Regions from separate parts of the Homo sapiens genome. Here region 2 is linked to region 1. Evidence: read pairs that join two places in POLR2A ChIA-PET (ENCODE). Cell type or tissue: Caco-2. All regions are shown on one strand. Each heading gives the region's core, and the rest is flanking DNA. Links, peaks and the distances in the headings are about the cores only.

What was found. Peaks named below come from ENCODE experiments on the same cell type or tissue, not always from the same donor. Only the 100,000 strongest peaks of a DNase experiment are listed, where the experiment ranks them.
Region 2: POLR2A ChIA-PET joins it to region 1 with 11 read pairs; 2 of 35 experiments call an interaction of 5 or more read pairs at or near these places.

The regions. Positions count from the first base shown.
Region 1 is chr17:42,644,936-42,649,131 of GRCh38, reverse strand. It overlaps the pseudogene ATP5MGP7 and the pseudogene HMGB3P27. Among named protein-coding and RNA genes, the nearest start is that of TUBG2, 12 kb to the left of the region's middle. In Caco-2, for the core only: no CTCF peak of the experiment used is centred there; no DNase peak of the experiment used is centred there.
Region 2 is chr17:42,185,566-42,188,065 of GRCh38, reverse strand. No RefSeq gene overlaps it. Among named protein-coding and RNA genes, the nearest start is that of HCRT, 1.4 kb to the right of the region's middle. In Caco-2, for the core only: no CTCF peak of the experiment used is centred there; no DNase peak of the experiment used is centred there.

The DNA of each region.
Region 1 (4,196 bases), core at 803-3,302:
GTTTTGAGACGGAGTTTCACTCTTGTTGCCCAGGCTGGAGTGCAACGGCACGATCGGTTCACTGCAACCTCCGCCTCCCAGGTTCAAGCGATTCTCCTGCCTCAGCCTCCCCAGTAGCTGAGACTACAGGCATGAGCCACAACGCCCGGTTAATTTTGTATTTCTAGTAGAGACACGGTTTCTCCATGTTGGCCAGGCTGGTCTCAAACTCCTGACCTCAGGTAATCCACCTGCCTCGGCCTCCCAAAGTGTTGGGATTACAGGTGTGAGCCACCACGCCCGGCCTTGCACACTATTTTAAGCTCAGAAAATAGAGATAGCAAACCAAAGTCATATGGTTTTGTGAAGGCAATAGACATACCAAAAAGTTAGCACCGAGTGTAGAATACAGAACTCCTCGTCTTCATCTTCCTCTTCCACCTTTTTCTGGGCAACTTTAGCAGGACCCTTTGCGCCATCAGACTTTCCTTTCGACTTATAGACAGCAACATCCTTCTCATACTTTTCCTTCAGCTTTGCCGCCTGAGTGATGTAAGGCTGCTTTTCACTGTCATTTAAGTTCTTCCACATCTCACCCAGCTTTTTTGCCACGTCTCCAATAGGGATGCCGGGGTTTGTGGATTTGCTCTTGGGGCAGAATTCTGAACAGAACAGGAAGAATCCAGACGGTGGCCTTTTGGGGGCATTAGGATCCTTCTTCTTGCCTCCTTTAGCTGGTCCATAATCCTTAATTTCCTGATCATAGTGCACTTTATCCGCCTTTGCCAGTTCATTGAATTTAGATTTCTCTTTCTTGGACATTGTCTTCCACCTCTCAGAGCACTTTTTGGAAAATTCTGCAAAATTGATGGGGACTTTTGGGTTTTTCTTCTTATGTTCTTCTCTGCACGTCTGCACAAAGAAGGCATAAGCAGACATCTTGCCCTTTGGTTTCTTGGGGTCACCTTTAGCCATCCTGACTGTATTGTTCACTAGTCTTGTTCTTCAAATATTATAGCCAATCATGCCACACTTGCCTGTGATCTCTCCAACATAAAACCACATTCACACCTCAGTGGCCACCAAATCATTCAGCACCACTTCCTTAACTGTGAGCGGTTTGAAGCTACCAGTTTGAGCACTAGTGACTTATTTTTTTCCCCCAGGCTTTGGATAGCTCTAGGGATCTCAACAGGGGTGGAGGAACCAGCTCAACTTTGGCATAGTACCAAAATGTGGCCAGTTGAGGTTTCACATAAGTCACAGCAGCATTGTTCACTAGCGCCAGAGTCACCTCTGTGAGGTTACGGACAAATTAGGCCGTGGTTCTAGGATGGAAAGTCCGTCACCCCAAACAGGCAGCTGAACATCCAAAAGATTGGTTTTATAGACAGAAAAGGACTGAGGAAAGCAGAAACAGAGAACAAAAAGTGGATTGGTTGTTTCAAAGCGATTTCCTTACAGGATTGAAACAGAGGGGGCCTCATTATCATGGCAACAGGTAAACTGAGCTCTTTAGATTGGGTGCTGTGAATCTCGTGGTGTGGTTTTTTAAAATTTATTTAATTTAATTTTTTTTTTTTTTGAGACAGAGTCTCGCTCTACCACCCAGGTTGGAGTGCTATGGCATGATCTTGCCTCACTGCAAACTCCGCCTCCCAGGTTCAAGCGATTCTCCTGCCTCAGTCTCTCGAGTAGCTGGGATTACCAGCGCGCACCACCATGCCCAGGTAATTTTTGTATTTTTAGTAGAAACCAGGTTTCACCATGTTGGCCAGGCTGGTCTCAAACTCCTGATCTCAAGTGATCCTCCTGCCTTGGCCCTCAAAGTGCTGGGATTACAGGCATGAGCCACTGTGCCTGGCCTTTTTTTCTTTCTTTTTTTTTTTTTTTTGAGATGAAGTTTCACTCTTGTTGCCCAGGCTGGCACGGTGCAGTGGTGCGATCTCGGCTCACTGCAACCTCTGCCTCCTGGGTTCAAGCGATTCTCCTGCCTCAGCCTCCCAAGTAGCTAGGATTACAGGCATGCACCACCACACCCAGCCTAAAGTACCTTTTTCTGTCTCCATATGACTCCATTTCCCTGCAGCCTCAGATGCCAACTCGTTTCCTCTTTGGAGCTTTCTGCCGCCTAGGCTCTTGCAGTATTCTTCTCTATGGCTGTGCCTTTAGCTGCAAATAAAAAAAAAAGAATCCAAGTCAAGTAGCTTGAACCATAGGAAAAATATACCTCACATTTGAAGAGCTTCAGGGCTGATTAATTTGAAGGCTCAGCAGTGTCATCAGGGACTTGGGTGCCTTCCACCTTTTTTTTTTTTTTTTTTTTTTTTTGAGATAGGGTCTCACTCTATCACCCAGGCTGGAGTACAGTGGCATGATTTTGGCCCGCCACAGCCTCGACGTCTGGGCTCAAATGATCCTCCTGCCTCAGCCTCCCAAGTAGCTGGGAGTACAGGCATGCACCACCATGCCCAGCTAATTTTTTTGTTTTTTTTTTTTTTTTGGTAGAGACAGGGTTTCACCATGTCACCCAGACTAGTCTTGAACTCCTGGGATCAAGCAATCTGCCTGCCTTGGCCTCCCAAAGTGCTGGGATTACATGCATGAGCTGTTGCTCCCAGCTACCGTCCACCATTCTGATCTACCACCCTGAAGACGATGGCTTGTCCTAAAGGTGCTCTCTGCACTGTTCGAGGATGACTGCAGCAGTGTGTGATGGTTAATTGGGTGTATTACTTGACTGGGCTAAGGGATGCCCAGATAACCGGTAAAACATTATTTCTGGCTGTGTCTGTGAGGGTGTTTCTGGAAGGGATTCTCATTTGAGCTGATGAACTGAGTGAAGCAGATGGCTCTCCCAGTGTGGGTAGGCATCACCCAATTCATTAAAGGCCTGAATAGAACAAAAGGATCGAGCAAGGGTGAACTCCCTCTCTCTGCTTGCGCTGAGACACCCATTTCCTCCTACCCTCGGACTTGGGCTTCCAAACTCAGAGTGGGACCCACATCATTGGCCCTCAGCTGATTACCTGGCGTTTGGACTCAGACAGAATTACACACTGGCTTTCCAGGTTCTCCAGCTTGCAGAGAGCATATCATGGGTCTTCCTGGCCTCTATAACCACATGAGCCAATTCCTATAAATCTCCTCATATATAAATATCTATCTGTATATCTATATCTAGAACCTACTGGTTCTGTTTCTCTGGAAAACCCTAATACAAGTCATTCCAATGCTATATCCCAACATGAAAAAATGCAGCTAGAGAGTGTGTCTTTTCCCATATGTCTCTTTATTTTTAACCAATGAGGAGACCTTCCCCAGAAGCCCCCAGAAGTCTTTATCCTCACATCTCACTGGCCTGTATTGTATTATATGCCCCTTCCTAAATCAGTCCCTGGCAGGGAATTGTGATAACAGTGATTGGCTTGGATTAATCAGGACTCATTGCTGAACCACTTGGAGGAAGGGTGGAATGCAAAACGAAATCGAGGCTTTGTCCCAAATGAAGGGGTAGGCAATGAAACCATACTGACACACGCCAGTTTTCTTTCTGCTTTTTTTGCTGGCTCCTTCATTTTTCTTTGCCATTCACTGTCAGGTTGTAGTCTAGTCCTCTTCCAATCTAGGATGTTCCCAGACCACATATTCTCCGTGGAAGATCCTATTCATGCTGTTAAATACAATTTACAGGAGTCCATTGCTTTAGACTAGCCTCCTGTCCTAGGCCCTAGCGATCCAGACCAAACCAGAATGGAGTCACTCATGCTAGATGTTACGTAATCAAACTGAGCTCTGAAACATGCCTATTAAAAAAAAAAAGAAAAGAAAAGCCAGGCGTGGTGGCTCACACCTGTAATCCCAGCACTTTGGGAGGCTGAAGCGGGTGGATCACCTGAGATCAGAAGTTCGAGACCAGCCTAAACAACATGGAGAAACCCCCATCTCTACTAAAAATACAAAATTAGCCAGGCATGGTGGCGCATACCTGTAGTCCCAGTTACTCAGGAGGCTGAGGCAGGAGAATCACTTGAACCCGGGAGATGGAGGTGGTGTGAGGTAAACTGAGATTGCGCCATTGCACTCCAACCTGAGCAACAGGAGCAAAACTGTCTCAAAAAAAAAGAAAAGAAAATGTGCTTTATTTTTTATTTATTTATTTATTTTCAAGACGGAGTCTTGTTCTGTCACCCAGGCTGGAGTGCAGTGGCGCGATC
Region 2 (2,500 bases), core at 1-2,500, 460 kb after region 1:
GGGCAGTAGTCCTCTCCTTCACTGAACTATCATTATGCCTGAACTGCCTCCCACCTGGAATATGAGTTCCTTGGAAACTGGGCTAGATCCTGTGCACAATTGCCCCCATGCCCAGTGCCTGGTGTGGCATGCAGCAGGAGCTCAATAAAGAGGTTGTAGGCCAGGTGCCATGGCTCATGCCTGTAATCCCAGCACTTTAGGAGGTCGAGGCAGTCAGATCACCTGAGGTCAGGAGTTCAAGACCAGCCTGGCCAACATGGTGAAACTGTGTTTCTACTAAAAATACAAAAAATTAGCTGGGCATGGTGGTGTGCACCTGTAAACCCAGCTACTTGGGAGGCTGAGGCAGGAGAATTGCTTGAACCCAGGAGGCAGAGGTTGCAATGAGCCAATATCGTGCCTTTGCACTCTAGCTTTGGCAACAAGAGTGAAACTCTATCTCCAAAAAAAAAAAAAAAAAAAAAAAAAAAAAAAAAAAAAAAAGAGGTTGTGAATAAGAAGCTTGGGCCTGGAGATGACATGTGTTCTTCAATGCATGGCGGCTCACTCCGTGTTGACTGTAGAGTGGGACTACATTCCTCCCCTCCAGGTAGCCTGAGCCAGGGAGAAAGCTGGGGAGGTAGAAGCTTTCTATCAGCCTCTGGTAGAAACTGAGTTTGGTCAGGCACAGTAGCTCACACCTGTAATCCTAGCAGTTTGGGAAGCTGAAGGGGGAGGATGGCTTGAGCCAGGGATTTGAGACCAGCCTGGGAGTCCCAGTCTCTACAAACAAATTTAAATATTAGCCAGGGATTGTGGCATGCATCTGTGTGGTCCCAGCTACTTGGGTGGCTGAGGTGAGAGCATTGCTTGAGCCGTGGCATTTGATGCTGCAGTGAGCTATGATTGTCCCACTGCACTCCAGCCTGGGTGACAGAGTGAAACCTTCTCAAGAAAGAAAATAAAGAGGGCTGGGCGTGGTAGCTCACGCCTGTAATCCCAGCACTTTGGGAGGCCGAGGCGGGCAGATCACGAGGTCAGGAGATCGAGAACATCCTGGCTAACACAGTGAAACCCCGTCTCTACTAAAAATACAAAAAATTAGCTGGGCGTGGTGGCGGGCACCTGTAGTCCCAGCTGCCAGGAGGCTGAGGCAGGAGAATGGCGTGAACCCGGGAGGCGGAGCTTGCAGTGAGCCGAGATCGCGCCACTGCACTCCAGCCTGGGCGACAGAGTGAGACTGTCTCAAAAAAAAAAAAAAAAAAGAAAGAAAAGAAAAAGAAAAGAAAATGAAGAAAGAGAGAAGGCCAGGCATGGTGGCTCATGCCTGTAATCCCAGCACTTTGGGTGGCTGAGGCAGGCGGATCACCTGAGGTCAGGAGTTCCAGACCAGCCTGACCAACATGGAGAAACCCTGTCTCTACTAAAAATACAAAATTAGCCAGGCATGGTGGCGCATGCCTGTAATCCCAGCTACTCAGAAGGCAGAGGCAGGAGAATTGCTTGAACCCTGGAGGTGGAGGTTGCAGTGAGCTGAGATTGCGCCATTGCACTCCAGCCTGGGCAACAAGAGTGAAACTCCGTCTCAAAAAAAAAAAAAAGAAGAAGAAGAAGAAAGAAAGAAAGAGGGAGAGAGTGAGAGAGAGAAAGAAAGAAAGAAATGCAGGAAGGAAGGAAGAAGGAAAGAAGGAAGGAAGAAAAAAAAAGCGGGGGGGCCTGGTGCAGTGGCCCACGCCTGTAATCCCAACACTTTTGGAGACTGAGGTGGGTGGATCACTTGAGGTCAGGAGTTTGAGACCACCCTGGCTAACATGGTGAAACCCTGTCTCTATTAAAAATACAAAAATTAGCTGGTTGTGGTGGCGTGTGCCTGTAATTCTATTCAGGAGCTATTCAGGAGGTTGAGGCAGGAGAATCGCTTGAACCCAAGGCGGAGGTTGCAGTGAGCCAAGATGACCATACCACTGCACTCCAGCCTGAGCAACAAGACCAAAATTTAGTCACACACACACACACAGAAAAGAAAGAAAGAGAAATTGGGCTTGGTTTTGGCTTCTTACCTCCCACTGTCTAGGCTGAGTTTTCAAGGTTTTCCATCTCAGAGGCTAGTGGAAAGGGCAGAAGGGAGAAAAAAAGCTAGGGGGAGGGGGCAGCTAAGGAGCCTTTCCATGAAGGAAGAAGGTCCTGGAGCCTGACAGTCCCCAGGAGCAGCGACAAGAAGCAGGGGAGGGAGAGGACTGCTGCTGGCTGCTCCACCCCCCACACACATAATGTGGGGTCTCGCGTCTGCCTCTCTCCCGCCCCTAATTAGCAGCTGCCTCCCTCCATATTGTCCCAGGCCAGCGCCTCTTTTGTGCTCCCAGATTCCTGGGTGCAAGGTGGCCTCATTAGTGCCCGGAGACCGCCCCATCTCCAGGGAGCAGATAGACAGACAAGGGGGTGATCAGGGGCACAGTGATCCAACCCTGGCCTCTGAACGCCGCAGCGGCCATTCCTTGGGCCCAGCCTGGAGACGGCCCCC